Linked DNA regions of Homo sapiens: region 1 is linked to region 2. Evidence: read pairs that join two places in POLR2A ChIA-PET (ENCODE). Cell type or tissue: OCI-LY7. All regions are shown on one strand. Links, peaks and the distances in the headings refer to the core of each region. The heading gives the core; the rest is flanking DNA.

Region 1 (5,323 bases), core at 324-5,323, 77 kb after region 2:
GAAGAGATGTATAGAGCAAGGTATGTGGGAGCGGGGAGGGGCTTCCATGTCCTCTCCAGGTGTGCCACCCTCCCAGGACCTCCGTCTTCAGCAGCCAGGAAGCTCCTTGAACCTAGTCCTTTTGGGTTTTTATGGAGACTTCATTACATAGGCATGATTGATTAAGTCATTGGCTATCAGTGATCAAGTCACCTTCAGCCACTCTCCCCTCTCCAGAGGTCAGGAGGTAGGGATGATTTCTGTTTTTTCTTTTTTTTTTTTTTTCCTCCTTAACTTAATTTTTGGCTGCCATCTCCGTTTTCTGACTCAACCTGTCTGGGGCAGGACCTGAGAATTTTTATTTCTCTGGCAATCAAAATGAGTGACTGAGGCATAAGTCTCAGATCATTGAGGTTTATTGAGCTAGCTTGAGGGCATACCCAGGGAAAAAACATAAGTCACAGATGCATCTGTGGCTGTTTTTTTTTTTCAAAGAGGTTCCCAGGAGGTTTAGTATTTATACATTTTCCTTAAGAAGTGGGAGGCAGCAATGAAACAAATGATTATATACTTGTGAAACTTTAGTTAGTGCCCAGCAAATCTATATTTTACATAAGATAAGGTGAATATTAGAAAAGGGGAAAAGAAGAATTAGACCTTATCTTGCCTTTGTTCTGTACCTGGGAAGATAAACTAGTAATTGACATTATCCACGTGGAGTCTTTTGAAAGGGGTGGTCACTGTGAGAGGGGATATAATGAGGTGAGTCTGACCTCCCATCCCGTCATGGCCATGAACTTAGCTTCCAAGATTTCTCTGGGGTCCCCTTGGCCAAGAGGGGGTCTGTTAGTCATTTGGGGGCTTAGAACTTTATTTGTATTTCTTATCTCAAAAGTTTCCAGGTGATGTGCTGCTGCTGGTAGAGGAGCCACACTTTGAGAATCCTTGAGTTAGGGCAAGGGAAGAGGGAGCAGATGATCTTGCTTTCAATGTGATCTTCCTTTGGACTAACATCTGATCCTTTAAAACAGAGCTATAACAGAATTATGCCCTAAAAAATGTTGGCTACAGAATACATGGTAAAGGCAAAATAATACAAAATTATTCTATAAAGTTATTTTCTTGGTCAAATAGATGGAATAGCACCAACTGCTTTAAATAGAAGGTTTTTAATTTTTTTTGGCTTCTATTTTCAATAACATTTCCTCTTCCAGATGATCTAAATAAAGTACTATATTGTAGGAAATTTGAGAAATTCAGGAAAATGTAATGACTCATCTGAGTACCCAGAGATAACCACCTTTATCAGTTTGATCCATTTGAAAGGAAATTTTTTAAGGGAAAAATAATGAATGACCTATTAAGATAGAAACAAAACCTGATCTACAATGTGAAGAAAGTCGGTGGCCTGAGTCTGGTTTCAGGCCTGTGCTCTGAGGTTGCTGTCTTACAGGAAAAGAGAACTAACTTTTATTGGATGTCTGATGTGTAGTCCCCTTGCATACGTTTCCTCACTGAATCCTCACAACCACCCTAGAAGGCAGAAGTCATCTCTTTTAAAAGATGGGAGACCAAAGGTCAGAAAAGCCCCACAGCTAGGAAGTAGCAGTGGTTTTGCAGAGTTGAATCCATGTTCATCTGACTTGTGAGAGTCTGCATTCCTACAGCAGAGACTGCCACAGCCTCTGTAGGTGGATCACTGTGGGATTGGCTAAGACACCGTAGGAGGGGAAAAGTCGTGGAGGATGCAGCATTGGACTGTGGGGCCCCCTACCTTTCAGGGATCTTAGGGAGGAGGCCATGGAGAAATCACTGTCACTGGAGTAATAATATGCAGGATGAGATAAGAAAAACCCGCCCAAGATGCCTGCTTAGACTCCCTAGGTTCGTGGGGCACTAAAAGCAGGCAAGACTGGGGACAAAGCTAACACAAATGATAAGTGCACCACTTATTAGTAAACTAATAAATGGAGGTTCTGCGGGAGAGTTGTTTCTCCTGAGGGATTAGGTTCATTTTAAAAAACTAGTAAAATCAAGAAATGTAGATTACAAAGATCCCTGAACTTGGGCCGATGAGGTCACTTTCAAAGTGAGTCACTGGGGTAGACTGTCCTGAGAAGTTTGTTGACAAGAAGAATTGCATGGAAGGGCATGAGTTATTAAAGAAAGCTCTTTGGTTAGAGGAGTAAGGAGTTATTGTTGGTGTTTGTAGAATAAGGTAATCCTAAACATGTTTATAAGCAAAGAACCAAGGTTAATATCAAATGAGTAAAGTGAAGCATTAAGAAGTGAGGTCACTGATGAGTGATGAAGCTGGTAGGAGTGGCCTCAGCCCTACAAGGAAAGAACTGGCCTTAGAAAGGGAGCGGAAGGGAAAGGGAAGCAGCCTGGCCTCTGAAGACAGAAAGGAAGTCATTAAAATGTGGAGGATGATTAAGATGTAAGGGAGGAAGCTGAGGGAGCTCACATCTGCCTGACTCGATTTCAGCAAATCAAAATTCTAGATGCAGAAGGAAGCTTCAAGAAACATGTCAGTGATTCTTGAACTTCTTTGATCACATCCCACCTCCCCAACCTGCTCCCACTTTCTAGTGAGAGTTAAAAAAGGATTAGAGAGGAGAAAAATGAAAATAAGACCAAATTTTAGTAACCCTTGATAGTTCACCTAATAGTGGTAAACAGCCCTCTGTAGGACTTAAAGATAGACATTTTTGAAATGGAAACGTATTTTTTCCCTAAGAACTGGAGAAACGGCTTTCATCCCTAGAGCAGTTACTGGCCCTCCTTACTGGAGAACCTCCAGGCATGCCCAGCAGTAGGCCACAGCCACAGTGAGACTCTCTGATCTCTCCTGCCCCATCTCCTTCTGCCTCACAGCTGAGGGAAGTGAAGTCGAGGGAGATTTTTCCACAATTACTTGTTACAGCCTGTTAGCAGTGGGCCCTGGACTAAACCTAGGTTTCTTGGCTCCACGTTCAGGGCTGGTTCCTCTTCATCAATAGAGATGAAGTCATCAGCAGAAAGTTCACAGGCAGGGGAAGACCTAAGAGGTGGGGAATGTTTAACCTGCTGCTATAGAGGAGGGAATGCATGTTTGAGAGGTCAAGAAGGAAAGCCCTATTGGGAGGAGGGCTATTTGAGGTCAATTGCCTGGTTGGGACCCAGAAGCATCTGCTGGTAGTTTCCTAAAGCTAAAATGACAAGAGTTCAAAGGGGCATCAGATTCTAGGAAACACCTGAGGATGTCCCAGAAATGACTGGTCAGTCAAATCAGGGAGGACTGGTAGTTTTGGAGAAAGCAAATAGACTAAGTGACCATAGGTTAAAAGAAGGGCAAGGGCTGGGCATGGTGGCTCATGCCCGTAATCCCAGTACTTTGGGAGGCCGAGGCAGGCAGATCGCCTGAGGTCAGGAGTTCAAAACCAGCCTGGCCAACATGGTGAAACCCTATCTCTACTAAAAATACAAAAATTAACTGAGCATGGTGGTGGGCGCCTGTAATCCCAGCTACTCGGGAGGCTGAGACAGAAGAATCGCTTGAACCCCAGAGGCGAAGGTTGCAGTGAGCCGAGATCGTGCCATTGCACTCCAGCCTGGGTGACATAGCGAGACTCCATCTCAAACAAAACAAAACAACAACAACAAAAAAAACAAAACAAGGGCAAGAATGGGTTCTGTAAGAGTGGAGAGGGGATGGTAAGGAATGGTGACCAAAGGGTTGTTGAGAATCCTCAGCAGTCAATTCCAAGTTGACTCCTACATTATTGGAACAGGGAGCTTGTTGAAAATACAAATTTTCTTGCCTTGCATTAGACCAGCTGAAGGAGAGTCCCTGGGAGTGAGGCTCAGAAAGCTGTATTTTTAACAAGCTCATTAAGGGTGACTAAGGCAGATTTTACTCCACTGAGGTTAAAAGATAACTTATTGGGAGTCTTTTGCAGCTTTGTTGCCTTATCCAGGTTTCCTACTTTTATTGCCTATCTGATTCCCCATTAGGTGAGCAACAGATACCCCTGATAGCCTAGACATCCCGTGAGGCTGTTTTCAGGGATGCAGGGGAAGGCACGCAAGAGAAAAGCTCAAAGGCTGTGTCTTCCATCCTGTTTCATTAGTTTTAGTGCAAGAAGGAAGGGTGAGACCCTGGAAAAATGGTGTGGCAGCTAAGGGAGCAGGTGAATTAATCTCTGGACTGTGTGAAAAAAACTCAGGGAAATGTCAGAAACACTCATGGAGGATCTGGAAGGGTTGTTAGAGAGTTATTTGTGGAAGGAGTCCCATTAGTGAAAAAATCATTTGAGGAGCAAAGAGGAAGCACAACTCTGCCTTTCTCCCTGATTGAAGGAAGCAGGAGGAGTGGCTAAATGGGAATAGGACCATCTGGAAGAAGCTAGGATTCCATTAAAGGGGTACAGTGGGTAGGGTTGTTCTCCTTGGAATCAGATGTCCCGAGGCTATGGAAGGAGAGACTAGTCTGGAGTGGACTTTGAAAGGTCTGGAGCCGAGTTAGAGAGAGGTAAATTGAGGAGGTGCCTGCAGGGAAGGTTTTTTGCTTCATCACAGAAAATAAAGGAGTCTGGGGACTTGGCGGTGCGGCACACAAAGAGTGTAGGCTTGAGCGTCACACAGGTTCACACCCTGGCTCTGCCAGTCGCTAGCTGTAGGACCTTAGGCTGGGAAGGTAATCTCTCTGAGCCCAGCTTCCTCATTGGATTCCCACGTGAAGAGATTTTTCAGAGAACTAGTTAGCTTATGTAAAGTAAATTACATGTATAAGGCTGGGCATTCCAGTATGTGTGTTGGTGGTGGCCAGAAGAGGGAGCTAGGGAGAGGCATCTCTGCAGAGGGAGAGGGCAGTGCTGAGCCTGTGGACCTGTCTTCAGGGAGGCTCCAGGTGATCAGCTGGCATGAAGGTGTAGCTGCTGGGGGAGCTGCTGCAAGTTTGCCTCTGATTTCTTCCAGGCTAGGCTGTGACTCACACTGAGGGTTGGAGCTCCGGACATTTCTGGGGACTCTGTTACAACCACTTCCTGTTGTGCTGGAAGTTTCATACTGGAATCACTGAGCAGCCCACTGGATGACCCCTTTGCTGCTGGCCTTGGCAAACCCTACACCCTATGTGGCTGTGTTCAGGATGCCAGCTTTCTGCCCCCTTCTACTGTACGTGGCCCTGCTGTTTTAGGGGTGGCCACAGGGCCCAGGGAAGCAAGGAGGAACTGAGAATGCCAGGCTGGGGCCTAACCTCGTTCACACTGAGGCTGGCACTTCCTGCACTTAACGTACAGGCACACGTCCAACACGCGTGGATAGGCAGAGCCCTTAGGAAACATGAGGCACTCAGCCACAA
Region 2 (5,465 bases), core at 1-5,000:
AGGCAATTGACATACACAACCTTCATTTTCAGATGATCCTAATCTAACCCCAATTGTATGAATCTAGAATGTTTCTGTTACCTTGGTACACTATTCCTGGAAGTGGGTGGTACTCTTGAGTTTGGCTACAAGTCATAAGCAGAAGTGGGAAAGGTGTGTAAATGCCCAGTAGATTTCTCCAAACCTAGTGCTTCAGCGGGGACAGGTTTCACTCGTATGTGATCCTCCCCCAGGTGCATGCCTCCTTTTTCTGCCCTGATCAGGCACTGCAAAGTCCTCTGCTCAGTGTGGGGGACATTTATGTGCCTCTGAGGTCTGTGGCACTTGAGCTTCAAAAGAGAGAAGCAGCACCCTCTGGGCATGCCTCCCTGATCTCTTGGAGGCTAGCTGTGTCCTGTGAAGCAGGAGACATTAAAAGTGACAAAGTGACAGTTTGTTGTTGACAGGGTTGGGGAGGCTCATCCACACAAAAGCGTGTGGTGCAAGGGAAGGGGTGTGGGTTTGGAACTGGTGGTCCGAAGTCCAGTCCTGGCTTGACCACTGGACCCTGGGCCAGTTATTGAACATGTTTGAATGTCAGTCTTCTCACTTATGAAATGTGACTCATAATCACTTCTTTGCTGCATTGTTGTGAAAAACAAAGGAAACCTTGCCTGTAAATCATGTGGCAGAGTATGCCAAGTAGTTATTTCATCTTCATTATTACTTTCCTGTTTTCTTTTCAGACTTTCCCAATTCTTACTTTGACCTTTGCACAAAGATCTCCCTTCTGTCACTACAGAGGTCTGTAAACAGGCCTGTAAAACCCTTCACCTTTCACCCAGGGCTTCTCAAACCCACAGGGCTCCCCCAGGGTCCAGGGTCTTGACTCACAGGGTCATCACTTCCTCTCAGCCATTCTATGTTCAGACCTTGGAAATTTCATCCTTCATACAGATAGATCCCACCTGGGGTTTTCCTCTGGATTTTACAATCACAGATTTTGCTGTTGTTTGAAAGGGTTCATTTGATTTTCTTATTGTGACATATGATCAATTACCCACCTATCAGAGCACAGGGGAAGTAACTCATATTTCACTTAATTTTCATGTTTCCTTCTTTTCCTTGTACTCAGCAGTCCAAATATAAGACAGGCTAAATTGAAAGGCTAGCTATCAAAATATTTGGAGTAGTATTCCCCAAACTTTCATCATTCTAGCTACTAGTACCACTTCATACTCATGTAAAATCTGTTTCATTATTTATATAGTATTTTTATAACATACTTTAAGTAAATCTATTTAGAAAAAAATCTTTGTGTTAATACTAAATTAGAAAGCAGTATCATTTTCCATAAACAGATCAGTAAAAATAACATATCACACTGCACTTTGGAGTCATAGAGACCTGTGTTCAAACCCTGCTCCACTACTTAATGCCTGTGTGTTCTTGGGGCAGTTATTTAACCTCTCTGAGCTTTGGCTTCCTCACAGAAGTAATACTAAATATCTCATAGGCATGTCATGACGGTTAAATAACATGGCATATATATGGTGCTTAGCACAGATCCTGGCAATAGTAGGCTCTTAAAAAACAAGTTGTTTTATTGTTTTCCCTTCCATAGCACTTCTTTAATCTACTTATTTCAGTTCCTATTTAGAGCAGCCTCCTCCAATGCTGTAACGTAGAATGATATTAAAAGGAGTAAAGAGAGATGAATGGTGAGGCAGGCAGCAGAAATGAGGGGGTGATATGGTGTCATGGAATTCTCTTATTCTCCAACTTAGCTAGAGTTGCTGGACTGTAAGGGACCTCAAAACTCATCATTCCAGTCTCTCACTCAAGCAAGGACCCCTTCAGTGTCATGACAGATGCGTGTCTAGCCTGTGCTTTCTTACTTGTCAGGTTGGGAAATTCACTATTAGAAAAGAGAGTTAACAGAAAAATGTCTTTTTTATAAATAATCCCCAAACTACTGCCACTCACTCCTCCAATCCATAAGTACCAGCTACTTGTCTCTGTCCTGTTTTCTAGAACTACCAGAACATATTATTTTATCCTTTTATATAAACCCTTCCAAATAGCTGAAAGCTGATTTTGTAAATTTTATTAATAGTCTCTCCTCTCAGCTAAATACTACAGTGTTCTCAACTGCCCCTCATGTCGATAGTCTCTAGGACCCTCACCCATTGGCAGCTCTGCCACCAGCACCCTTCTCCCTGAGTCAGTCAACCTACCTCCTAGCAGAGAAGGCTCTCAGGGCAGAACAGGCAGTGAACAAGATCACTTTTGTTAAAGAGTCAGAGATTGAATTAGCCTTTCAACAGTTGCAGGGGGTTGCTGACCACGGCTTTTTTTTTTTTCACATGTCAAGTCATATCGCAACCCCCTTGCCCCATCTTGTTTGTGTGACAGGCCAGCAGTCAGCCAATCAAAATTCCTCTGACTCCCACATATGTCATCAGAGCCAAGGGTGGAGTGGGGCCAACCGTGATGGTGGTCAACAGTGTTGTCCTTGGCTGACCAGAGGCCGAGCCCAGTGGAGAAGATCAGTTCCTTGTGTTTGGTGAGGAGGAAGTTGCTGAGGTTACTTCAGAAACTGCTTTCTGTGTGGGGCTGCTTCCTCCACTGCCTCATTCTCCAACGCTCTCAGGACTGAAGAGGCCAAGGCTGCAAGTAGAAGCAACCAGAGGAGGACAGGCTACACACAGTAGCTGGTGTGTGTGGGTGTGGAAGTTGACCTCACCAAACTTCACCAGAGAGAGTCCCCTGAGGACCACACAGTCAGGATCTACTCCATGTGCCAGAGCCAGAAACCCGTGGGAGTCTAGAAACATCTGAACATTTAGCTGAGTTTTCCAATTTCAGCCATCTGTTTGTTGTTATATGGAAGTGGCCTCCTGCGGCCAGTGGTCAAGTCTAAAAGCACTCTAGGAGGCGGTGCTGATGGTAGTTCTAATACAGAATAGTTTCCACAAATAATTAGAGCAGCATTATTTATTGAAACGTTAATTAGTGTTTGTTTTCTAAGCTTTCTTGATGCAAGGGGGAAAGCAGAAGAGATACAAGTTCAAAGGTTCATCCAGACTTTTGTGAAAGCCCATGGAAGAGATGATACCGGTGGCTTAGAGGTGAAAAGAGAGGAAGAGAGTGCTTTTGAAGTGCAAGAAGAAGGGAGGGCAGGGGATGGTTGTCTGGGTCCTGTGAGCAGTAGAAACCCAACTGCCCCTCCATCAGTGCTCCCGAGGGGGTAGCAACCTCAGGTGTGATGGCTCATGCCTAGAAAGGCAGCATGCTTTGCTCATGGGGCCCAGCATCAGTAGATATTCTCATTCCCCACTGTGGCATGGGGGCAGGGAGCTGCCGGACTTCACAGACCACTATGGGCTCAGATAGTAAGGGTGCCAATGGCAACCAGGACAGACTAGGGACTTGAGGCCCTTCCATCATTTTCCAGTTACCAGGTGAACTTCTTGAATTCTGACTGGGCTGCAGGAAAGGAAGGAGACTCCTGCATGACCCAGTTACAGTCTCTTTTTCAACTGGCAGGATTGAGGCTCACCAGTGGGATTAAGTTGAGTTAAAGGAAATTTTCAAAGTGATGATTTCATATATACTTGGATTCATGGACAGAAATTCATATCCTATGCATAATATAATCTATGTGAGAAGGGCCAGGATTTCACCGTAAACACAGTTCCTGAATTATTCTTAATTTAGAAGTGATGCAGCTCAGGACTGGGTTGTCTTCTTACTCCCAGCCCTGCTGCACAATTGCCAATAAAGGAGGATTGTCAACCACAGCCCCCAGGACTTGACACTCCCCTTTAATTAAACCCTGCTGGGTCCATAGTTCCCTGACATCACCTGAGAGTGAACATAAGACATTTGCAATAAATTTTTATTTTTACTGCTACTGTAAATTGTATTTTTAAAACCCTTCCTCCTTAAAGCAGAAACATGTATCAACCATTATATGAATAAAAAGACACGCCAAAGATTGGGGAAAAAATATTTGCAAAAGATATATCTGATAAAGGGCTGGTATCCAAAATACACAATGAACTCTTATAACTCAAAGATAAAAGAACAAACAGCCCAATTTAATAAGGAGCAAAAGATCTGAACATATACCTCACCAAAGAAGGTACACGGACAGCAAATAAGCATATGAAAAGGTGGTCAGCATCATACCTCATTAGAGAATTGCAAATTAAAACAGTAAGATACCACTACACATCTAGTAGAATGGCTAAAATCCAAAAATCTGACAATACCAAATGCTGCTGAGGATGTGGAGCAATGAGGCTTCCTGTTGCTCCACATCCTCAGCAGCATTTGGTATTGTCAGATTTTTGGATTTTACCCATTCTAGTAGATGTATAGTGACAGAGCCCTCAGAAATAAGGCCGCATATCTACAACTATCTGATCTTTGACAAACCTGAGAAAAACAAGCAATGGGGAAAGGATTCCCTGTTTAATAAATGGTGCTGGGAAAACTGGCTAGCCATATGCAGAAAGCTGAAACTGGATCCCTTCCTTACACCTTATACAAAAATCAATTCAAGATGGATTAAAGACTTAAACATTAGACCTAAAACCATAAAAACCCTAGAAGAAAACCTAGACATTACCATTCAGGACATAGGCATGGGCAAGGACTTCATGTCTAAAACACCAAAAGCAATGGCAACCAAAGCCAAAATTGACAAATGGGATCTAATTAAACTAAAGAGCTTCTGCACAGCAAAAGAAAATACCATCAGAGTGAACAGGCAACCTACAAAATGGGAAAAAATTTTTGCAACCTACTCATCTGACAAAGGGCTAATATCCAGAATCTACAATGAACTCAAACAAATTTACAAGAAAAAAACAAACAACCCCATCAAAAAGTGGGCAAGGGATATGAACAGACACTTCTCAAAAGAAGACATTTATGCAGCCAAAAGACACATGAAAAAATGCTCACCATCACTGGCCATCAGACAAATGCAAATCAAAACCACAATGAGATACCATCTCACACCAGTTAGAATGGCAATCATTAAAAAGTCAGGAAACAACAGGTGCTGGAGAGAATGTGGAGAAATAGGAACACTTTTACACTGTTGGTGGGACTGTAAACTAGTTCAACCATTGTGGAAGTCAGTGTGGCGATTCCTCAGGGATCTAGAACTAGAAATACCATTTGACCCAGCCATCCCATTACTGGGTATATACCCAAAGGACTATAAATCATGCTGCTATAAAGACACATGCACACGTATGTTTATTGTGGCACTATTCACAATAGCAAAGACTTGGAACCAACCCAAATGTCCAACAATGATAGACTGGATTAAGAAAATATGGCACATATACACCATGGAATACTATGCAGCCATAAAAAATGATGAGTTCATGTCCTTTGTAGGGACATGGATGAAATTGGAAATCATCATTCTCAGTAAACTACCGCAAGGACAAAAAACCAAACACCGC

What was found. Peaks named below come from ENCODE experiments on the same cell type or tissue, not always from the same donor. Only the 100,000 strongest peaks of a DNase experiment are listed, where the experiment ranks them.
Region 1: POLR2A ChIA-PET joins it to region 2 with 6 read pairs; 3 of 35 experiments call an interaction of 5 or more read pairs at or near these places.

Annotation. Positions count from the first base shown.
Region 1 is chr3:121,995,195-122,000,517 of GRCh38, reverse strand. All of the region lies in intron 5 of ILDR1 (immunoglobulin like domain containing receptor 1), which reads left to right. Among named protein-coding and RNA genes, the nearest start is that of ILDR1, 24 kb to the left of the region's middle. RefSeq lists enhancers at 2,883-2,992, 3,023-3,102, 4,862-5,156. In OCI-LY7, for the core only: CTCF peaks have their summits at 4,574 and 4,799 (motif pointing right); DNase peaks (open chromatin) are centred at 1,418, 2,407, 4,817 and 5,237; H3K4me3 peaks cover 1,117 bases; H3K27ac peaks cover 2,178 bases.
Region 2 is chr3:122,071,974-122,077,438 of GRCh38, reverse strand. All of the region lies in intron 1 of CD86 (CD86 molecule), which reads right to left. Among named protein-coding and RNA genes, the nearest start is that of CD86, 19 kb to the right of the region's middle. RefSeq lists an enhancer at 2,404-2,743. In OCI-LY7, for the core only: no CTCF peak of the experiment used is centred there; DNase peaks (open chromatin) are centred at 278, 2,598 and 3,228; H3K4me3 peaks cover 3,612 bases; H3K27ac peaks cover 3,283 bases.